Linked DNA regions of Mus musculus: all the other regions are linked to region 1. A link is a loop called in an ENCODE intact Hi-C map of the cell type or tissue named here. Cell type or tissue: gastrocnemius. All regions are shown on one strand. Region 1 overlaps Gm39075 (a long non-coding RNA gene). Region 2 overlaps Xylt1 (xylosyltransferase 1). Region 3 has its middle 31 kb from the start of Gm34822.

What was found. A loop is a pair of places that touch in the nucleus more often than their neighbours do. Peaks named below come from ENCODE experiments on the same cell type or tissue, not always from the same donor. Only the 100,000 strongest peaks of a DNase experiment are listed, where the experiment ranks them.
Region 2: it touches region 1 in a loop (3-fold over the local background); 5 of 42 quality-filtered maps call a loop at or near these places.
Region 3: it touches region 1 in a loop (2.3-fold over the local background); 4 of 42 quality-filtered maps call a loop at or near these places.

Annotation. Positions count from the first base shown.
Region 1 is chr7:117,316,506-117,324,505 of GRCm38, reverse strand. It overlaps Gm39075 (a long non-coding RNA gene), which reads right to left. Exons shown (of 3, transcript XR_869893.1): 3 at 839-1,775. Among named protein-coding and RNA genes, the nearest start is that of Xylt1, 60 kb to the left of the region's middle. In gastrocnemius, a CTCF peak has its summit at 3,743 (motif pointing left); DNase peaks (open chromatin) are centred at 3,769 and 7,002.
Region 2 is chr7:117,618,226-117,626,225 of GRCm38, reverse strand. Xylt1 (xylosyltransferase 1) reads right to left here. Exons shown (of 12, transcript NM_175645.3): 6 at 4,226-4,306. Among named protein-coding and RNA genes, the nearest start is that of Gm34762, 140 kb to the left of the region's middle. In gastrocnemius, a CTCF peak has its summit at 3,236; DNase peaks (open chromatin) are centred at 3,262 and 4,473.
Region 3 is chr7:117,878,552-117,886,551 of GRCm38, reverse strand. No RefSeq gene overlaps it. Among named protein-coding and RNA genes, the nearest start is that of Gm34822, 31 kb to the right of the region's middle. In gastrocnemius, a CTCF peak has its summit at 3,542 (motif pointing right); DNase peaks (open chromatin) are centred at 3,543 and 7,430; H3K4me3 peaks cover 243 bases.

The sequences.
Region 1 (8,000 bases):
TTTTCTTTGGGAATTTAAAATGTCACAGACTGGGAAAAATGGACACAAGTCCTGAGGTCCTGTCACTCAGTGTTAAGTCCCTCACTGATCTGTCATGTGTTCTTCCTGTCATTGGAAAGGATACAATGGTGGTTTCGGTGAGGGGGATGATAGTCCATGTCTGCTGCCTTGGTTGCTTTTCACTGGACAATCAGGGGAGAGCAGCTTAGCTCTTATTTCCCAGGGCACAGCTGGAACAAGTCATCATGAGCCAGGATGTAACAACAGACAGTTTCAGAAGGTAGAAGCCAAAACCAAGGTTTGGGAGGCAAGAGTGCCTGGCACCTGCTGTGTGGGAGCAGCTAATACTGTCTGCTGGGCTGCATGCATGCTGTGGGGTTAAAAGCTACACTGTTGGACCCTGTTATCCAGAGACTGAGTTCCCCTACTGCACCCTAGAGGCCATTCCCACAGACCAAAGTCACTCAGATATGATTAGGCTACCCCAGATTAGAACCCTTACATGGTCCTATACCCTCAGAATGGGAGGACTCTTGTTGGGTCCTTTTTTGTAGCTGCCGGTGGGTGGTCCTGTTCCTTATAGTTTCTGTCATTGTCAAATGATATCCACTCTTTTTTTTTTTTTTCGGGGTTGTTCCTTCTACAAAGAACTCCTTGGCACCATTATCTCACAAAAGCCTTACATCTTCCAACCACCTTATATAAATACAAGATAACAATTTGGGGTGCTGGGAGTCATCACATACACACACACACACACACACACACACACACACACACACACACACACTTTGTGAAAGACATACAGTTTGACCCATTATAACTTCCTATGGTTTGTTTCACAATTGATTTTTATTTTTAATTGATGATACAGAGTGTTTCATGCTATGAGTGGACAACTGTTCTGGGATCTGACTGTCACCCTGAATGTGCCACCTACAGGGCACCTCAGTGAATACACTGTCTGCATGCATATGCCGGGTGTGTGAAGACCTGGACACTGGGTGTAACCCAAGCTCCTCTGAGTGTCCACTCCTTGCCAGCAGCTATTGATGAAGAACGTAGGAGACCCAAGACATGAGGCCAGGAGTCACAGGGGTAGCTTCTTGGCTTGTGTTGTTCCTGTTCTTCTAGGTCCAGGCACCCTCCGGAATATATCCCATCAGTTACTCAGCTGCAGGCAACAAAGCTTCTATTTAAACCACTTCATGAGCTCAGGTAAAAACTGGCCAAGTCTAGTTTCCCTAAGTTGTTTTGCACTATCTCAAAGATAGCTGCGATTGGCTCCAAGGAAGGAATTTCAGAGCCTCCCTTTCTGAGTCCTGTTAGGAATATATTTAGACTTACTTGTGGGGCAGATGGGGTTTTCTTATACATATATCCTCACTGGGTCGCCCACATCCTTCCAAGAAGGCCCTACCTCATGAAGGCCCTGGGGCTCCAGACCCAGAGCAGAAAGCCTGGCTCTGAAGTGTACTACTCCATTTTACTAAATTGACTTCTAAAGCCTAATAGGGAAAGACTGTGTTCCCCTCTGTTCTACGGAGGAACCAACCAGCCTATAGGAAGCATGCTTCTGCCTCAGCCTTGTATACTAGGGCTGGAACTCAGGCTTCCAGAATCCTGCTCACAGTTGAATTAAAAAGCTGCTGGTGTTAGGTTAAGATCCTCCCGGGTTCTTCCCGGATCCGTTTCATGTCCTCATTTGGCTCAACAATGGAAGGCTGTCTCCACACAAAACATGAGCAGGAGAAGCTGGGTATGGATGTACACACCTGTAACAGAAACAAGAAGATCAAGAGCTGCAGGCAAGGCTAGGATACACAGTGAGCCCTTGTCTCAAAAACTGAACCAAGGGGCCGTGGAGGTATCGCAGCGGGCCAAGAGGAGGGACTCTAAGGATTTCTAAGCTGAAGCACAAACACAGAGGCTCTGGTAGGAAGACACAGGAGTCCATGGATTCTTGAAAATGTTTGAAAATCATCTTTGGAGAAACACAGAGGTGAGCAACATTGAGAGCAAGTAAACTTTCAGGGGCTTAGTCACATACTCTAAGGAGAATGCTATTCCTCGGGAGAATGGGTAAGGTCTTTGAGACCCAGATATAAAACCCAAACCAACACCGAATTACCAGACGTGTGTGTGTGTGTGCGTGTGCGTGTGCGTGTGCACGCGCGCCCGCGCGTGTGTGTGTGTGTGTGTGTGTGTGTGTGTGTGTGTGTGTGTGTGCATATGGGATTAGGGGACAAATTGTGGTATAGTTTCTCAGAATCTGTCCACCTTATGTTTTGAGTCAGGGTCTCTCACTGGCTTGAGGCTCTCCAGTTGGGCTAAGCTTGCTGGCCAGTGAGCTCCAAGTGTTTGTGTCTTTCCCTAGAGATAGAATGGCCAGTTTCTTATACAGGGTCTGATGATCAAACAAAGCAAGTGAATCATGTCCCAGTTCTTAACTGTTGATGCCTATATGACAGCCTTTCTGGACATTGTTGATAGGTTTTTTTTGTTTTTTTTGTTTTTTTGTTTTTTTTTTTTGTTTTTTGTTTTTTGTTTTTTTGAGCTTCTTGCTATCAGCGTACCAGTGAATAAGGAGTCTAAAGAGATGTCTGCGTATGCTCAGGAAGCAGGCACTTAAGAAGCACGAGGTGAGAAAGAGCATGCTGGGAAGAGGAAATTAAAGGAGGTACGCAGACAATGGTGGAAACACCTCACCCAGTGCCAGAGCACACCTGGGCCTCCCTCCTCTTGGCAAATGCTTTCTTCCAAATCTGCCTGCAACCAGGTGGGCTGGCTGGTCCTACTGCCCTATGCCTGGTCCCTAGATGTTGCCTGCTCCTGTCTCCCTTTTCTTAAAGCATTGTTGGGTGAAGTACAAAGCTCATGACTGCAACTGCAAACTAGGAGCCCGATTTCTAAGCTCCTCTCTTCTCTCCAGTGCCTGCACTGGCTTCTGTCCTCAGGAGCTTGGGCTTTGTCTTTGCTGACACGTTCTGCCCCTTATCATTCTGGGGCTGCCCTTCCAAGAATCCCCTCCAGATAGCTTGTGTTGGGGTGTCAATTTGGTCAGACCTGCAAGCCTCCAGGTACACTTGTGAGCGATGATCTAGACTAGGTTAGCTCCAGGTATACCAGTAAAGGGTTAGCTAAATTAGCCTGAGGGATTAGCTAAACTATATTATCCTCTGGGCATACCTTGAGGGATTATCTGGTTAGTTGGAATGGGAAGATCACTAAAAATGTGGGTGGCATCAAATCTTGGACTGACAGCCTTTTAGACTTTTAGAGTAAAGAGGAGAAAGCGAGGGGATTCCTGACCATGGATGAGGTGGACCAGCTGCTTCATGAATGACTTTCTGCCAAGATGGAGCATCTCCTCCTACTGTGAACCAAAAGTAGAGCCCTTCCTCCCTTCAGTTGCTTTTGTCAGGAGTTTTTGTTTTTTGTTTGTTTGTTTGTTTGTTATTTTGTCTCAGCAACAAGAAAACGAACTGCTGTTTGCTTTTCTTCATTTTCTCATGACCATGAAAACATAACGAGCCTCCAATGCCCGGTGTCTGGCTCCTCCAGTAGGATGTGAACACCTTGGGTCCAGATGAAGAATTTGTTGAGAGGGAAGGAATGGCGCAGTGGGTGAGAATCACCTCCAAGTTGAAGTTTACCAGTCTCCCAGCTTGCTCTCAAGACAGCCCAGCCTCCCCTCACTTCTAACCCCACTTAGTGGTGAATGATGCTCCCTGCTGGTGAGGAAGATGCCAAGAGAGGCTCCTAATTAGTGCTCTGATTATTCAAATTGAAGCCATGATGGCTAACGGATGGTGTTCCCACAAAAACCTGTAGGAGAGCCAGGCCATTTGGCAGCCGCAGCTTTCCCGAGGAAGCAGATCAATTTCCGTTTGATTTGTTTAAAAATAACAAATAAACAATGCAGATCCCCTTACAAGTTCGGTTCCTCCTCTGCCGAACTTTTTGGGGGAAAGGAGGCAATTTGAAATTGCCAGTTAGGACAAGGTAGGCAGATCCCGTTCACAGCTCAATCGGATCCCCCTATAATCATAGCTAATAACTGTATTTTCCTAGTATTAAGCAATTCTGTTATTTTAAGGCTGACCATAGAGCCAGCTAGGCGATGTTTGGGGGTCGGCCCCAGAGGACGGCCTAGGAAATGGCACAATGAAGTCTATTTTTTTCCTCGTTCTTCTAATTTTTATCCCAGATGATAAAGGATATGATCGTCCCCAGAGGGAGGGACTGAGGGGGCTGGTGGAAATTAAGAATCCTAGACTGATGTCCCTGCACACTGTCCCTTGAGTGCAGAGGAACCAAGCAGAGTTACTTGTAAGTTCAGAACACAGAGGGCCCCTCTGCCTCAATTTGTTCTTACTCTGTGTCTGACCTCTGCAAATCTCAGACTCCTAAACATGTTCTTTTCTCTGCTAACTCCTCCAGGCATACCCCACTGCCTTTACACCATTCGGAACTCACCCTGGTGACTTCCATGGCTTCTCCCACTAACCCACAGTCCACTATCCTCTGTCCCACGTTTTATGCACGCACAGGTCAAAGGTATGGGCTCAGACGCAAGATTGCACCATACTGATAGTTACTCCTTCATGTCTCTGCCGTGTGACTTCAGGCCAGCTGTTTGACCTCTCTAGGCTACTTTTGCCACATTCAGGATGGACTGGAGGGCAGTAGACACATTTTCCCTGTAACAGGGTTGTGATTGTGGGTCCATGGGTGTCTACACAGTGCAGGGCTGTAGCTAGCACTGGTGAGTGACTGACTAGCACTGGCTTTTGACATTGCTCTTCTCCAGCATTGGCTTTTTGAACACACCATTTCCTTTTCTGGGATCATTCTTTCTGCTCCCCATCCCATATCCTCTTATCTTTTGTTCTTATAGACATATCTCTATTTCCTAACATAATTCCAGACACTGTATCTTGAGCTAGCCCTCCCCCTTTCCCTGGATCCTCCATGATTTAGTTGTGTGTCTGTCTTACCAGGTTACACACAACCCCAGAATATCTCAGCTTCAGCACCACTGACACCTGGGCCGGATCAGTCCTACATGTGGAGGACTAACAAGTGCATTGTGGAATGTTGTCGCACATCCCCTTGGCTGCTACTCACTGGAGGCCAGTAGCATCCCTCCTACCCCCCCTCAATTGAGATCACTAAAACATGCCCTTAGCACACCCGATGGGTATGAAATCTCTTCAGACTGAAAATGCTGACTTGACTAGAAACTCAGGGGATAGGAAACCATTTGCCTTGCTTTCAGCACCTCTGGTCTCTGGAACAGCAGGGTATGTCAGACTGCACCATAGAATAACGTTTTAACAAAGAACTGCATGGACAGAGGCCTTGAAGACCTTCACAAAACTGAAACATCTTTATTCACAGTATCCGAGCTGTGGCACTGTCAAAGCACAGTACGTGGCTCACATCTTTGAGGTGACATTGGTGTCAACTGAACAGCTGTGCAGCCTGGGTGTCAAGTACAGAATATACACAGCGTACCATATGCCCATATGTGACACTTGATGACAATGGATACTGGATCACTTGTTCATGTCTTTTAACATTTAAAACATTCTGTGTGCTTGAGGGATGGATGCCTGATTAGGCTGGCTTCCTGCACAAGCCTAAACACAGTGGTGCAGATCCCAGCATCCAGGGAACAAGCAAAGTGTCCTGTGAACACTATAACTCAGCTCTGAGGGACTGGGTGGCTTCTCTTGGCCTCTATGCTTGTGTACACTCATACACACACACACAAGAAATAAAACAAATCTATGCGTGTGAAACAGTTACATCGGCCATGTTCCCTGCAGGTTCACATATCACAGTGCCTGACCTGGGACCACACTTTTCTCTGATTTGCTCTCTGGTTTCATTTACTGTCACCATGCCCATTTCAAGGCCCTAGGTACAACAGATTGTATGTGCTGTTTGTATGCATACTATCTATACAGCCTGTATGTGGAGGTAGCTTGTACCACAGCAGTGTCTGTCTTCATCACTGTTATATTGTTGTGAAGAGACATTGGGATGAAGGCAAACTCTTACAAAGGAAATCATTTCATTGGGGGCTTGCTTACAGTTTCAGAGGGTTAGTCCATAGTCAAAGAGCAACCATGCAGGCATAGTGCTGGAGCAGTAGTTGAGAGCTTTACATTATGATCGGGCTGGGGAGAGAGAGAGAGAGAGAGAGAGAGAGAGAGAGAGAGAGAGAGAGAGAGAGAGAGAGAGAGAACAAGCTTTTAAAACCTCAAAGCCCACCCTGAGTAACATATCTCCTTCAACAAGGCCACAGATATTCCAACAAGGCCACACCTCCTAATCCTTCCCAAACAGTTTACCAACTGGAGGCTAAGCATGCAACTGTATGAGCCAATGGGGGTGGGGGGGTCTTCTCATTCAAACTACCACAGTGTCTCAGTATATGTTTTAATGTCTGCACAATGCCAAAAAAGTCCCAGTGACCCATTTATTAGAATGGAGTCCTTTCCTTAAGGGACACATTACTACATTCATTTGGCCTTTTATGTCCACTGTGTGAATGAACTGGAATTCTGGCCTGAGCAGCAAAGTACATCACAAGCTAACCATAAAAGGGCTGACTTCTCCTGCTTAATATGTGTGACTGGGGAGCCTGAGTCTGGTTCTGGAGAGGTTCTGTGTGGCAGAGAGAGCTAAGCCAGCATTGCCAGGAGTGTTGTCACCTTCAAGCTGCTCCCACGACCCAGTGCATGGGCATCTGGGTGGTGCTTTCTATCTGTTTGAACAAGCTCTGTGGGTTCTGACTCACACTGGAGCCGTTCTCAGCCCTGGATGTTCTCAGAATTCACCAGAAATGTTTTTGAATGACAGGATGCCTGGAAGATGAGAGTCTCTCCACCCTACAGCATGAAGGGCACTGGTAGGAGGGAGACAGTCTTTGGCAGGTGTGAGGGTTTGAAAGCAGCATATCCCCAGTAGGTTCATGTGTATGAGGTTGGCTCCTTGCCAGTGGCAATTTTGTGAGGCTGTGAAGCTGTTCAGACATGGGAACTGGGTGGTGTAAGTAGGGAAGATAGGGGTATGGCTAGAGCAGAAAGGCAACCGTTTCTCCCAGTGCCTGCTTTCTGCTCTATGGAGATGTGTCAAGCCATGCTACAAACTCCAGCCACCATAGACAGAACTGTGGCCGAAGTGAAATCCTCCCTCCCTTAAATTGTTCTTACTACATATTTTGTCCTAGGAAGTTGACAATGTGAAAGATATAATTACAATTAATATTTTATAAATAAAATAAGAAAAGGGTCAGAAGTGTGTGTGTGTGTTTATGAGAGAGAGAGAGAGAGAGAGAGAGAGAGAGAGAGAGAGAGAGAGAGAGAGCGAGCGCAGGACACTGACTGAGAACCTACCCTGTGTCCTGGAGCCACCAGGTACCTGAGAGATATCAGTTTGACTCTACTCTCACAACATAGCTATCATCACTCTACAGCTCACCCATGCAGAACCTGGGGACCCTCTCTCTTCCCAAGTCCTTTTTGACCACACGAGGATGTGACATTTGGAGCTGTTGCAGCCAGCTTGGGGCCATGTAGTAACATCAACTTATAACAATAAAATCAAAATGTAGCAGCTTCTCGTTTTCATCACGGAGAGAACGGATGAAGAAATAGGAACATGTAAGGCGGTATGTGGCCACATGAATGCCCTGGAGGTGAGACATTCACCTTCCAAGTCCATGAAAAAAAGGTACTTGCTATAGAACTCACTGTACACTGCTTGTACTGAGTTTTCAAAAGTGTACGTGGCTACTGTGCATTGCTTAAGGACACAAATACACCACAGAAGTATTTGTGTCTGGGGCTTAGTTCCAAACGTCCAATTCAAAATGGCAGGTGCCGATGCAGAGATAACAGTGTTGGGAGGATGTCTTATGCTTGGCTTCTAGTGCTGTCATAAAATACCATGACAAATGCCACCTAAGGGAGAGAGGGTTTCTTTGG
Region 2 (8,000 bases), 300 kb before region 1:
ATAAGACCCGAGCAAGCACAAGCCAGATCAAATCCCTGTGTGGAGATGGAAGGCGGGTATGAAGTCTTTCCCCTAGCTAAGCAGGTACTGACAACTTTTAGCTACTGGGAAAGGGAGAGGGGAGGGGGGAGGGGGGTTGGGGGAGGGGGGTTGGGGGAGGGGGGTTGGGGGAGGGAGAGGGGGAGGGGGAGAGAGAGGGGGCCGGGGAGGGGGAGAGGGAGAGGGAGAGGGAGAGGGAGAGGGAGAGGGAGAGGGAGAGGGAGAGGGAGAGGGAGAGGGAGAGAGGGAGAGGGAGAGGGAGAGGGAGAGGGAGAGGGAGAGGGAGAACACAGTTTTTGGTAAGTTGACCATGCTCCAGTAAAAAGACATAAGGCCAAGAATATGTAGGTATCACAAATTGGTTTTGATGGCTTTAATTTCTTTTTTTAGGATTAAAAATAAAGAACTAAGTAAAGTGTGTATGGAAGAGGGTGGATCTGAGAGGACATGGGGCAAAAGATGAATATAATCAAACACATTATGATGGCTGGTTTTTATGTCAAATTGACACAGACTAGAGCCATTTGAAAGGAGGAAACTTCAGTTGAGCAAACACCTCCATAAGATCAGGCTGTAGGCAAGCCTGTAGGGCATTTTTAAACTTAGTGATCCCTACCCACTGGTGGTGATTTCATCTCTGGGCTGGTGGTCCTGGGTTCTAGAGAAAAGCAGGCTGGGCAAGCCATGAGGAGCAAGCAGTACCCATCAATAGCATCGACATGGGCTCCTGCCTTTGGATTCTGGTCCTGTTTAGTTCCAGTTCCAACTGCCTTTGATGCTGAACAGTGATGTGGAAGTATAAGTCAAATCAACCCTTTGCTTCCAAAGTTGCTTTGGTTATGGTATTTTATCACAGCAATAGTAACCCTAAGACATACATTATACAATGGTCTCAAAGGTGATAATTATAAAAAGGAAGGAAGGAAGGAAGGAAGGAAGGAAGGAAGGAAGGAAGGAAGGCAGGCAGGCAGGCAGGCAGGCAAGCAGGCATCTGGCACATTGACACAAAGCAGGGCTGGCACATAGGAAGGTATGACATCCTGCGGGAATTTTGAGAATGGCCTCTTTGGACACAGTCTGTTCATTCCGATTGAGTCCCAGCCCTGCCCTGCCCTGATTCTGTGAGACCAACATTTCTCTATATTCAGCTTCCTTGCTTGTAAGATAAAAATCAGCTACTGAGTTGTTGATGGTCACAACCTAAAGCTAGATACTTAAGTCAACATTCAAGACTATGGAACCATCTCGCTTTTATGCGGTCATTGCAGCTGCTCAGTTCAGCCAAATCGGAAGTCAGTGGGACTTGTTCCACTAACTCTCCTTGTCCACAAGTTTGCCTAAAGTAGGCTTGTGTCACTCACCACCGAAAGAATTCTTTGTGCTACAGCAGTGGTATGGCAACCAGAGGTAAGCTGGCCTCATCCCTGCCTACTGGGGAGAGGCAATGGGAGATGGACTGTGGGAAGCCTTGACATACAGTAAGGGAAGACTCGATTAACAAAGAGAAGAAGGTTGTAGGTGACTCACTCATTCATTTATTAATCAATTAACATCAATTCATTTTATTAACAAATTAACACTAAAATATTGTACTTCATTCCTATATACCAAAGAGTCCCAGCTGAGGATGTAAAGGGTAAATGCAGGAATCTGTGAGCAATTCTGATCTGTGATACTTGGGCTTTGGGGTTTGAGAGGCAGGTGGTAGTAATATGTTATACTGCTCTGAGCCATGTTAAAACTATCTGCCCACTGCTGGTGCACCTGGATCACACTGAGTGTGTGTGTGTACATGCAAGGGCTTGAGATATGGGATACATCCCTACCAGCAGCATTTTGGTTTTATGCTTACCATGGCAATAGCATCACCATCATCATCATCCTCACCATCACAGGCAACATCTCATTTAATCCTATCTATCTAAGACTGTGACTTTTTCGTTTTACTGGGAAAGGCATGGTCTCAGAGAGGTTAAGTTACACAAGCAGTGCAATGCAGCCTGAAACACAGGAGATCAGCATTTCATTCTAGGAGGTGGGACCTCAAAGGCCATGACTTTAATTGTGCTACCAAGTTCCTAGAGAAGCACTTGGGAAACTGAGCAAAGACTAAAGAATGGTCAGCCTGAAACAGTACTGCTAGTGTGGATGGGATTTTTGACATGTGTTGATGAATGGAGCTGGCTTCCTGCCCATGATGTAAGGTGCATGGACCAATCATATAGGTTATAAGGAGGAGAAGATGGGTTTTATTCTTGACCAATGGGAGAGGACTACTAATATAAGGGTCACCTCTAATAATGAACACTCCATATAATTATCCCTAGATGTAACCAACACACACCTCTGATGTCAAAAACTCCTAGGTTCCAGTCCTGACATTTACCAACTGGGCAACCTGAGAGAATCCATTTGAGCTCTTGAAGCCTCCCTTTCATTTACGGAGAATTTAAATATGAATTCTTACTCTGCATTGGATAAAGCCAATGTCAAATGCAATGGGCCAAGAAGCCCAGCAAAGTACTAGGGTCTCAGCAGGGAGATTGCCCACAGGGACAGTGATTTGTGTTTGTCCAGCCAGCCTCTCTACCACTAGTGGCCCCAAATGTGCTATGCTAACTGGTAGGGACTCATAGGGCACTGACCAGCTTTGAAGTGCCTTTAAATACAGTGGAAGAATATGATCAAGAAGGGGCCATTGGATGCAGAGTCAGCTGCTGAAATGACAGGTAAAAGAAGAAATAATGCAACCCATGCATTCTGGGGTGACTCCTCGAAAGGTCAAAGCAGGGAGCTTAGTGTTTGCTTCTGTGAGATAACAAGGTAAACTTTGAGACACAAAACCTATTATCTCTACAAGCCACAGCAGAGACACTCTTAAACAGAGACTGTAAATTCAAATCCCAATTGTAGTCATATCAGGAACAGAGACAGGAACTGCCATGACCTGGGGGACATGGGATTGGATTGCATGTCAGCTCTGAGCAAAGTCAGACATAGGTCGAGGGACTCCAAGGTTTATCGTAGTTAATTGGAAATCTAGATTCTCATGGAAGATATCATGAGTCACTTTACCAAAACAAACAAACAAACAAACAAACAAACAAACCCACATGAATTATCAAAAAGGCCAAATGCAAAATATTAACAGACTGTGAGGATTGCTAGAACTACCAGGGTTTATATTGTATTCAATGTCAGAATCCAGGGGGCGCTCTCCCACCAGGAAAAGATGCTGTTTGTGTATGGGTCTGTGCTCACATGTGTGTGTATATGTGTGTGTATATAGGTGTGCATACATGGCATGCATGTGGAGACCACAGGACACCTTCAGCATGTGGGAATGTTACTGAGATGCAGTCCCCAGTCTACCTACTAACCAAGTGAGAATTAACCATGACTACTCTGATCCAGGGACCAAGACATAAAAGATTCTAAATGGGCTGGACAGACGGCACTGCTGATAAAATGTTTGCTGTGCAAGCTCAAAGATCTGAGTTCAATCCCCTAAACCCACGTGAGGGTTCCTGTCTCAAACACAATGTGGGTGGTACCCGAGGAATAGACTTGAGGCTGTCCTTTGGCTCCCACACACACAGGTGCATGTACACCTACACACATGTGCACCCCCATACATACACATACACAAGTGCATGTACATCCACACACAAATGTATACCCTCATACATATACATAAACACACACAGGTGCATGTATACCTGCACATACATGTGTACCCTATATATATATATATATATATATACACAGTTACATGTGCACCTGTACACACCCATACATACATAGATGCATGTGCCACTGCACACACATGTGCACCCCCTTACATACACATACAGATACATGTGCCACTGCATATGCATACATACACATGCACCCCCATACACACACACACACACACACACACACACACACACACACACACACAGGTGCATGTGCCACTGCACACACATATGCACCTAAACACTCATGCACACACGTACACATACAGGAATAAGTTCAAAATATTTCCTGGGAGAAAAGCTGGGAGCCTGAGAAGCATCTGCTTCTGTCTGTCCTCGGCTAACACGAGGGCCCTTTGAGCTCTCTCTCTCACCCAGGAAACTTTCCCCTAGTTGTCTACCTGCGAGACAGGCCCCAGCTGTAGCTTTCCACCTCTGTGGTGCGTTACCTTGCATTGTCCCGGCCATGTGACTTCAGGAAGTTCATATCTCGATATCTGGAAAGAAATGCTACCAGCTGGTCATTTGTCCTGTGGAAACAAACAGAAGAGAAAGTCAGGGTCCTCTGCAGAGGTACTGGGGTTTGCTCCATTTTTAGTCCTAGGCAGCAGATTTCACTCTGCTTTCCTGGATTTGCCTGTTCTGGACACAGCACACAGTCTGATGATGTGTCTTCTTGGCAGGTCCTATCCCTGGGCCTGTCACATTGCCTGAAAACACGCTGTGCTCTAGTTTCATTCTGGCTGCAGTGTGGTAACATCCCAGAAAGGGGCAATTTCAGAGGGAAAAGTTATTGCCCTGGTTATTGTCCATGAAGAAAGCCAGTGTATCAACAGCTGACTGCTGGACACACCACAACCACCGTCAAGAGCAGAGACAAGCGATTGATTGTCACGCTCATCCTGGCTTCTTCATTGCTATACATGTCAGGACCCCTACCCAGTGAACAGAGACACACACATGTGGCTGGGTCTTCCCATGACAATCAATTCTGACAATGCCTGTCCCCATACATGACACAGGCCAGCCCAATATAAACAGTCCTTCATTAACCCAGGTGAGTGCAGGTTTTGTCAAGTTTACAGTTAAAGCCACAGGCTGTTTGTGTATCCGTTTCCCACACACTCTACTCTTCAGGGAATTCTGAGGACAAGAACAGTGTCTTATATGCTTCATTGGTTATGGTCAACAGTAGTTATCAGTACTCAACCCAATGCCACAGATCAGACTCAGGGTCTTCACACTTGCTGTGCACAGGCCATTATGCCCTCTCCATTTCTGGCCTGTTCTTGTCATTTAGGTTTTCAAATGTCATTTTTTGAGACAGGTCTTTTCTGGCTGTTCCTCCTAAAGTAGCCCCTGACTCCTCCAGCCCAGCTTTATCACATCACAATGTTGACTTGACAGCTTTATCACCATTTGAAAGCACTCTCTTGGTTACCTTACAATATAAGGCCCATAAGGAAAGAATCTCGTCAGATCTGCTCATCCTTGGCACACAGTAGGACTGACACTAATGTTTGAGGAAGGAAGGAAGGAAGGAAGGAAGGAAAGAAGGAAGGCAGGCAGGCTGAAGGAATGGCTAGGTTCCGATGAGCTGAGGTAGAACTGACCCCTCCAGTGGACAGAGAGCAGTGAATGAATTCGAGTCCTCGATAACCACCGGGCTGTGGATTGAGCTTTAAAAAATATGAAGCGCCGTGCAAACGGATGACATCGTTCCCAGCATTGTTATCCCAAATTTATCACCATCAATCTCAGCGTTCACAGTGCCGTCACAGCTAATCAGCTTGTGCATACAGCTGTGACAGTATTTTAAAAGGCAGTCACACAGGTCTCCATCTGCCAGAGATGCAGTCGCCTCTTCCACTGAATAAACCCAAACAGGTAAATGGTGCTGATGTGACAGCTCCTTCGTCACCATCACCGGGGTCCTCTGTTGGGGGAGGGGAGGTGCTCCTTAAAGAGCAGGGGTTAACTACTCTTCCAGACTGGGTGAGATGGGAAGAAAGAGGCTCTATGGGAACACAGGGAGGCTGGATCTTCCTTTTGAGTTGTGTGTGTGGGTGTGTTGCTTCTGTGTATGCACAAGAGAAAGGAGGGCAGCAGACAACCTTGAGTGTTAGTCCCTCACTGTCTTGTTCCAGACAGGGTCTCCTGTTCACCACTATGTACCCCAGAGTGTCTGGCCAGCGAGTTTCTAGGGAGTCCCCCACATCTGTCTGTGGTCTTATCTCACAGTGGAAGTGCTTAGATTATAGATGTTCACTACTCCTTATGACTTTATGCCTGGGCTGGAGTTTTAGCTCAGGTCCTTATGCTTGAGTAACCTGTGCTCTGTCTATTGTGTGTGCATCTCTGTAACTCTAATGCTGGGCTTAGGAGAATCAGTGTAGTATCTCAGAAAGCAATGTCTAAGCTCCCGAAGTGGAAGCCCAGCCTGCCATGTGACTAAAGGACAAACAAGTCACCAAACTCTCATACAGTGAGTGGCCCTCTGTAAATTAATTTCCTCCTGGCTGCTCACATATGAGCACACTGAGCACACAATAAGTTCATCATACATTCTCACCAAGAGGATGATGGGTAGGCTTAAGGGCACACAGTAGGTACACATTCAACGCATGTTGCTTTGTTCTTTCTACCTCATAGGTGCACGGTCTGTACCACCTTCAGCCCTCAGCCCTTCTCTATTTCTCTGCCTCTCTTCAGCATTGTCAATATGAATCCTCATCCACTCATTGGATGACATAGGCAGACCTCTAGAAGTGTGTGTGTGTGGGGGCAGAACAGAGCAGTTGAGACATCTGACATGGAAAGAAATGTGGTCAATGTCCCAGCCTCTTATTGAAATAAAAACCAATTAGAAGCCAACCATATTGGGGTGACTGATGCCTGAAGAGCCTCCTGTGTATGCAGCCTGGTAAAAATCTATTTGCTCCAGATGCAGAGCTCTGCCGACATATACAGAGATGAATCTTAAGGATAGACCCTAAAGGCCAACCTTTGTGAGTCTGGACAGCGATAACCAAGGTGGCCAAAGTTCCCAGGTTCCTGTGGCCTCCAAGGAGCTGCTGCGTTAAGCAGCTACTCCATGACTTTATTAAAGAAAATCAGGCAATGTCTTTCCCAGCCATCCGGAAGCCCACTCCATCTCCTCTGTCTCAGCCGCTCTTATTTACCAAACCCTTGCCACACTCTGCGACAGTTCATTATTGTCGTCCTGATGAATAAAAGGATAAGTTAACCTCTGAATGGGTCCTCAGTAGCAGGAATAATAAACAGGGCCTCACGGGGGAAGCTTAGGTGGGAGGATTGAAGGGGCCAAGGCCAGGCTCCGGGAGCCCCCTCTGGGAAGTCTCAGGCCTCCCAGGGTCAGCCTGCTGTGGCTCCATTTAGCAACCCCAGAAAGCATCTTTCAGGGTTGGAGCCTGGGCCATTTTCGCATTTCCCGCTTCACCAGGTCCCCATCTGATGGGGATGAATAGGCATTTAGTGAATTTACTTAGCGATGCTTCCACATGAAAACATCTCAAAAGATGACATCTTGGGGGGAGAGAGGGTGGCTGGGGAGGGGCTGGAGCTGTTGCATAAAGCCCCCTTTCAAAGCAAAGCCCTGTTTGATGAGTGGGCTTGCTGGATTGGCTGGATGGGTGGGGTGAGGGGAACTACCTCTTACTCCATTTGGCTGGGTGGCTCTGTAGCTCCTTGCTTGCCCTCTCTTTGTAAAATGGCTGCTCTGGCCAGCCAATCCCTGCTCCTGTTCAAAAAGGAGATGGGATTCAGCTGGGGACCAACTCTCCCAATTGCTTCTCTCAGGCTCCTGTCAATTATTGCCTACAGATTTCGTTCATTTCAGATAAAGAACAGCTCATGATCTGACATTTTACCCTATTCCGGCCTTGCTGGCTTAGACTCCCACCCCCACCCCCACTTTTCTTTTATAGAGCAGTATTTCTCCACGTGGCTCCCATCACTCATCTCTGGGACCTGTGTAGCCAGATCCACCTTTCTACTGACACTGACCACAGGCTGGTCTATCTCTTGTTGATTGCAGGTGCCCATTGCTGCAACCGTCAGGACCATGGAAATATCTGCTTCAATACATAATATGTAAGCAAACGCTGAAAGCAGGAGTGAACCATAAGTAAGACAGTGAGGCTGCAAACCACGGCCATCCTTGGACGTGCACCATGCTCTAGCTTCAGGCCGGAGGCTGCCTGT
Region 3 (8,000 bases), 560 kb before region 1:
CCTTATTGGGCATTTTATTACATAAAAGCGGTCACGGGTGGGAGGTGAATGACCACAAGTCACACAGCATCCAGGCTGGGCTTCTTGTTTTTAAAACATGGAGTGGGAATCTCTCCTGATCTTTTCAGCCTCCTTGAACATCAAGAACAAGCATACAGCTATCTCTGTAAATTACCCCTCCATATGTAAAGAGCCCAGCATGGAATCTGACACATTTAAGCAGTCAGTAAAAGGTAGCTATTTTTCTTTTTCTTATTAGCATAATGCCTCAATAAATGTTAGTTTCCAATCCTATCTCCTGAGTATCTTCCCCTTTGCCGCTGAGTTCCTAAGGACCCTCACATTTATCTCCCTTCTCCCTATTAAACCTGGCTCTCGAAAAGGCTGTCAACTCGATTTCAATGAGGTGTCAGTGATAGATAAGGCTTAATGTATGACCTCATTCCCCAAACACTATCAGCTTGCCAGGGAGATTTACATTTAATAGGGGATTAAAGCCTTAAGCCAAAGGAATGAATCTTTAATGGTGAAATTTGAGGCACTGAAAAGCTTATGAAAAACTAGTATGGGAGGCAGTTGGGGTTCTAGGGGTTTCTCCATAGTGATCTTGGTTTTTTTCTGAGAGCTTTAAGACACCCAAAGGTTCTCTCAGGTTTAAAAATGTGTTGTGCAGTAATTCACGATTAGCAATTAACGAACAGCAGATTCTTGGTGGGGCTCTGAGGAGCTGAACAGGAACTACAGACAAAAGGGGGATGGCCTTAGCTTCATGTGGGGCTGCCTGCCCATTGAAGAACCAAGGCTAAGCAAATGGATGGAGCTCACAGGAGTCTGGTACCCGGTAGAGCAAAATTGTTTTGATTCAGCCATACTTGGCTAATTCTTTTATTGACAGTTTTGGTTTTGAGGTGGGAGAGAGCTGTATCAGCTTATTTACCCCCTTCCTTCCCAACATTCCTAACTCCAGCCCCATTTCTGCTCCTGAGTCTTTCACCTCACCTTCGTCCTCAACTCAATCCTTGTCTTCACCTTTCTAAATGCCTCTTTGGCCACGTTTCCCAAATTCTGGAAGATGGACATGGTGTGCATTTGTATCTTTGGGCATCCAAGTCTTGATGACTCCAGGGGGTTGTGGTCTGAGCTTCTGCTTTTTCCAGCTCATCACCTCCTCTTGGATGCCCACTGAGAGCATCAAACATCTGAGCCACCTCTCTGCCAATCAGTGGCTTAGATATGCTCCCATCTGCTGCTACCTTGCTCTTCCCCTGGAGACTGAGTCACAGGTGCTCTTTCAGAGTGTGGCCATGAAGAGAGAAGAGGTGGACCCAGGAAGCAGACAGCTTCACAAGGCCCAGTCCTGACCCCTTCACAGAAGTGACCTCAGTTTCACTGTGTTTACGCAGAACCTGCTACTGTCACTGCAGCTTCTGAGGAGCTGCCCAGTCCCTGGGAGAGCATGGGAGAGCATGGGAGAGCATGGGAGAGCGTGGGAGAGCATGGGAGAGCGTGGAAGAGCATGGGAGAGCATGGGAGAGCATGGGAGAGCATGGGAGAGCATGGGAGAGCATGGGAGAGCATGGGAGAGCGTGGAAGAGCATGGGAGAGCATGGGAGAGCATGGGAGAGCATGGGAGAGCATGGGAGAGCATGGGAGAGCATGGGAGAGGAAGCCCCCTCTGCCTTTCAAACTATTTTAACTTATCCTATGGTTCAGGGTGACTTTTGAAGTGTATTGTAGTAGTTTAAGGCTCACCACACTCTACCTTCCTGGTTTTGTGGTTAGTAAACTCTTTAAATTATGCCAAGCTGGGTGTCTTTCTTTATCTCCGAGATGGCTACTGACAGAAGAATAACATTGACAATTCAATTCGGATTTCCAGCACAACAGTGGCCCTGTGCAGTCTCTATCACAACCCACAGAGCACCCCGGGACTTGGTCTTATGCAATGATCTTCTTGTATCCAAGATGATAGACCTCAACACTTCCGGTGGTTGCCAGAAACCATATATAGAACCAGATGCTATCCATGCAATGCCTTTTTCCCCTGTGTGAACATACTTATAATAACCTCTGACTCGAGAACTGGATCCATCTAAGACCAACAGCAATCATGTACTACAGACCTTAGAGACATTGGCACGCAACCTATTTTCCCTTTGTTCTTATAAAATATATATTATTTTTTCACTTAAAAGAAATATTTTATGGCTTCTCCTTGGGACGCCTGAGAGGACAACACCTATACTTTGACACAATTAGAAGTAAATAAGGATGATTTGGGCAACTTGAGCAAAAGTGCTGTCATACCGTGACAGTTGGTTTCATAATTCAAATGGCCACTCTGTGAGTGGGCAGGTAGCATACAGCGTGGATATCCTGGACCGATGGGAGAGCCACAGCCAGGAGAGATGGAGCTTGGCAGTTTGAGATTTTACCATGAGAATGTTTTACAGCTTAAAACGTTGTTGTTTTAGAAATTTCCACTTAAAATGTTCAAAACAAAACTGACCACAGGGAAACTAAATCCCAGAAAGAAAAGTCACTAAGGAGCAGGGCAGGGTGGGAGGAAGGGGCAGGAAGAAGGGGCTGCAGAACAGATTTTTGCCCTCAGCATCCACCAGTCGCCACCTTTCTAAGATGCTCTAGCTGATGGACAAAAGTTCCTCTGCATGGGCCATGTTTTACTTCTATTGACTTTAGTGGTTTTGTGTGTGTCCTAACATGTCATCCACTTCTCTGTCCTCTTACTTACCCAGCCATTACCACATAAGTACTGTGGTGATACAAAGCCGAATACAATAGTGGATTTTTTTTTTTTGTCACAGTCTTATGAGAGAACAGGCATGGTGTCAGTTTAATTTGGATCATAGCAATGGATACCCCACGGGGTCATTGTGAAGATGAAATGGGTAACACACCCAGACTTCTTGGCACAGTACACCACACCATAACAATAGTCAATCAATTGTTATTTTAATTATATTGCAGTAGATAACTTATAACATATCTTGGACAGGGATCAAACAGGACAATAGCATAGCTTTGTGGCTTCATTTCATACCAGGGGAAGAACTCTCTCGAGTGAGTAGACATTACAGGGGTCTGTAAGTTGGAGCTGCATAAGCATGCAGTGTTTAATTCTTAATGGTCTGGCTGTTGCTCTTGCCCTCAGATAACACTTCTTCCTTCTTCCCCCACCCCCCTGCTGCTATGAAGTTCTATTTTGACCTGCTTCTACTCTCATTAAAAAGTTAACACAAAGGAGTAGCCTACTGATTTTTTTCTATGTTCTTTTTTTTTTTAAATCAAATGAGAAAAGTACAAAACTCAGAATGTCTGTCAGGTGAAGTAAACCACACGGAATACCACTTTCAGCGTTTTGGAGAGCATTTCTTAGGGTATTCCATCATGAATCTCCCTGAAGCTGTGTCTTGCATTTTAGCTTTAAGTAACCGGGTTTATACACCCAATCAGTCCCTCCACAGAAGCACGGAGAAAGCAGATGCGTGGATGCGCGCTGGTTCGGTTGTGTGACCACCAGGTGGTGCTGTTTCTGAATTTATCAACTTCCTGTTCTTGGTGCTTCCCTGAAGAAATAAAGGGGTCCGAACTGCAATCCCCGCCCTATCCCCAGTTCAGGACCTGGGCCTCTCCCGTTCCTCTTGTCTAGGGCTGAAGGTGGATTGGCTTTGTCTTTAATTATAACCTCGGAAGGCGACAGAATCATGCCTGTTTTCTATTGTGGAAGACTGCCTCTGCTCTTAGAGAGTCAGGAGGGGTCTGACTGGTTGCTCCCCATATCCCTACCCTAGAGCTAGATGTGGAGATCTTTGCAGAAGGGGAGAGAGTCCCCCAACCTAAAGTTGTGTGCATATAAGACACAGAATACCTGGTACATCTCAGTGAAGAATAATGTACTTTGAGAGAAAATTAGGAGGGGAAAAATGTATGTTTTAAGAGAGATAAGATGGAAGAAATGCAAAATTTAACTTTAGCTTCAGTAATTGCTGACCGACTTTGTCTTAGCTGGCTGACCCCTCTGGGATTCACTGACCTATGTATTGGGAGTCAGCTTCTGGCTAGTTGGCATGCAAGATTATTTCCTGTTTTCGTTTCCTTGGGTGTGTGGAGGGGACCAGCTGTATGGTCAAACCGTGCCTAGCAATGAGTTCTGATGCACACTGTAGAGGCCTTGGAGATCATGAGTCCAGCACGCTCTGAGCAGGATATAGTCTGGGCCTCTTACCGAGCCACCTGCTTGCCTGCCAGGGCTATTGCAGGCTGTACCCATCCAGCCCATGCATCATTATTAGAGTCCCTTCATTGTGCTAATTGACACAGGATGAAAAATATCCAGCGAAGGAAACATCCAATGTGATTGCATGCATCCAGAGCAGGCTGGCAAATGGGAGAAACCCCTGTAAGCGCCAAGCGAGATTGACAGTGGGCCCAGGGATGTCTTGTAGGGTGAATGTTTCCTGATCCCAAGAGCCTGTTCAGACTGGAGATTGAGCAGAGAGGACAGTGAGGGAGAGAGGCTTGGTGGGGTCCTGTCTGAAGGGGCGGATCCCTGAAGAAACAGGAGAGAGCAAGTGGAGATGGAGAGGAGAGAAAAGGGGACTGATTTGTCACCTCCAAGCAACAGTGAAGATTGTCCCAGCCCACACCTTGCAGTCAGCTGAGTATCTTCTCAATCTGGTGTGATGGTTAGAGGAGACCATGGAAACCTGGGTCCACAGCTGTTCTTGGCTACTGAGGAACAGATTGTTCCCCAGGGGGGCATGCGGCAATGTAGGAAGACGCTTTTGGTTGTCATGGACCGTTTACTGGTGATACTGGTGGCATTGTTCCTCGATGGGGCATCAGGCAGTGGGCACAATAACTGACACTCTGAGTTATTTAGTTAAACCATGTTATTAAGTTGAAGTAGTACATTGTTGGCAACATGGCTCTGATTTGTTTTTTTCCTTTCCCACTAACTTGGCTATTGCAATGTCACTTTGAAGAACCTGTTATCAAGGTGAGGGCTCGATTCTGCATTTGCTACTTTTGCTGTGCTGTTAGCAAAGTGCCTGGAAGAAGTAACTTCACGGAGGGAAGACGTGCTTTGGCTCCTTTTCTTTCTGCAGGCTCAGTCCACCATGGTGGGGAAAGGATGGAGAACTCTCAGGTCATGTGACAGCAGTGGGGGCATGTGGTGGAGACTATTCACATCATGGTGGGCCAGGAAGTGGAAAGCAAGACAGGAATCAGAAACCCTCCCTCAGTGACCTTCCACGAGCTAGGCCCATCTGCCTAAAAATTCCAAGCCTCTCCAAATAGTGCCACCTTTTGGCGGGGACAAGTGTCCAAAACACCATCTAGTGGGAGAACTTCCAGATTTAAACCGTAACAGCTTCCAACCACTTAGCAGAGAATTAGGACTAAGTTTTTGTTGTTGTTGTTGTTGTTTTGTTTTTTACTTGCTTTGTACAAGAGAATATTCTAGAAATGGAATTTCTGAGCCTAGACTTTAGGCATTTCTCACAGTTCTATTTCCTTTCGAGTCCCATTTTGTGGTATGGACAGGCTCTGGAACCATCTGCTGAAGAAGGAGATACTGTATGGACAGTGGCCAGAGGCTCTAACCCTATGGCTACTCCAATCCTTGGAAATACAAGTAAGAGCCCAGATCCACAGCCATAGACAGTGGACTCACCTTGAGATACAAAGCGCCCAGTTCACCCACAGACTGCTGGTCAACAGTTGGTTCTCAATATTTTAGTCTATTAAGTTTAAGAGCGTTTGTTATGATGCAATAGCTACTAGCTATGTCATACAGACTGGAAAAGAAGACCCAGTGATAACTTCTGCAGGGAGTGGGAATTTCTCAAAATTTACTTCTTCTTCTTCTTCTTTTTTTTTTTTAATAAGTGGCATTTTATTACATCAAAGAACTTCAAATAGCTCAAGATGTCACTGCATCCTTGGATGCCCAGGTAACCGAGCTGGGCAAGATTCATTTGGAGAGAAGTCTGCTTAAGGTCAATTTTATCCATTTGTATCATGACAAGCCACAGAAAGGAAATCCATCTTAAACAATAGCCATGGGTCATTTATCAGGAGGAGGCTGGGAGGCAGAGGAAAGAATTGATTCTCAGAGGTGTCCAGATTAGGGCCCTTCCAGGGACTTGCACAGCAAGGATTTGTGGTTCTCCTTCCAGAATGCTGCTCAAGGCAACGTTAATTCCTACCCACTTGGCTAGAGGTTCTAATACCAGGATGGGGAAATCTGATTGGCTTCCTTGTGCCATCTCTGGTGACAGAGGTATCATTTGATTGGCAGCCCCACTAACTCTACATGGAGTGAGAAATTGTAGGGAGAAGAAACAAAGAGCACCTCTGCTTTCCTGGAGACTGGAAGAAGGAAAGGATGCATCCTGGGGGTGGGGTGGGGGGTGGGGTTGATGCACCGTGTGGACATCATGTATCTTATTGTAGTTAGGTTGCAATATACAAAACCTTAGACAGGAATCAAAAGCCAAACAACAGATCTGTTGGCTGCTGTCTAATCTTCCATCCCCTCCCTCTCTTCTCCTCCCCCTCCTTGTCGGAATGGCATAGGCACAAACTGTTGCGGGAGGGAAGGTGAGATAAGATTTCACTCTTCAAGAACTCTGTAAGGATATTATTATAGCTTGGATCTCAGATGTTCTCCTAAGACCTCTGCATGAAAGACTTGAACCCTGGAGTGGTGCTGTAGGGTGGGAGCCAGAGAGAGCCCCCCAAAGCCTCCCAGTCTCAGTGATGAACAAATCATCTATTTTCCATCTGCAAATTAGGAAGGCTGAACAAAACCAGTGATTTCACTCTTCTCTCTTTTTGTCCCTCCTTAATCTTCTTGAATCCTTCAATTAAAATCTTAGACTGAGGCTCAGCATGCACAAGAGATAAATGCGGGGCCTTTTTTTGTAGAAGTGTTTGCATGTGTTCGAGGGGAAGGGGAGGGACAGAAGCCCAGAGCATATATTGATCCCCTTTGTCCACTTGGTGAAGACAGATCATTCTGGCTTCTCACTCTACACACAGACGTCGTTGTTATGAAGCTTCTTTCAGGAGTGAAGGCCACGACATAATTGAGGTGGCAATCGTATAGAGATGGCAGGTGCTGGATCAAGCTCTTGGGCTCATGCCTGGCAGACAACTTAGCATTTGTCCCAAAGATGAGAGCATTCCTTGGGGAGGAAACAGTGGAGAGGTTTAGAGCCTGATACACAGAGGAGCCACCTCAGGCTCGAGTCCCCTGAGTTTTGCCATGTGGCAGCTGGAGAATTTCTTTAAGTTTCTATGCCTTGACTTCTCTATCTGTAAAATGGATGAATAACAGCACCCACTTCTCAGAGGCACCAAGAGCATCCGCGTTTAATCACGAATCTGAGATGTTCGAGAATGTGAGCTGCCTGGCGGAGTGCCCAGGATGCTCAGAGTGTTAAAGAAGTGTTAACTTGAGTCTTATTAATATTCTCATTGTCACTAGGAAGCTGAGAGCTGGGATCAGAACTGTGAAGCCCTTGCTCTTTTCTCTCACCAGAGATGAATAAGAAGAAGGCACTTCCCCTACTCTGGTGTGTTGCCCCCTGCTTTCTCTTCTGAAAGGCTAGGGATGGCGGTTCCCTTTCTCTTCATCCTAGAGGGCAATTTGCTTTCTCTTGTCGTCTCCCTGCAAGAACACCAGGAGAGAAATTAAAGCAATAAGGGCTAAACTGTGTACGACTGGAGCACGGAGTGTGTGATAATGATATATAAAGCCAAAAGCACTAAGTGGGCAGAGCTAGTGTTGCCGAAGTGAGTAAAACCAGGATAAATCCATCCCTGGGGAGCGATAACACATAACTCAAATAGTGGGAGCAGCAGGGGGCTGCAGGGCCTTGAAGGAAGAGCAGTTTGCACTCCTGCAGAGCACAGCCTCTGCCCAGCATGGGTAATTCCTGAATGCCTGGGTCTTCACCATTACCAGCCTC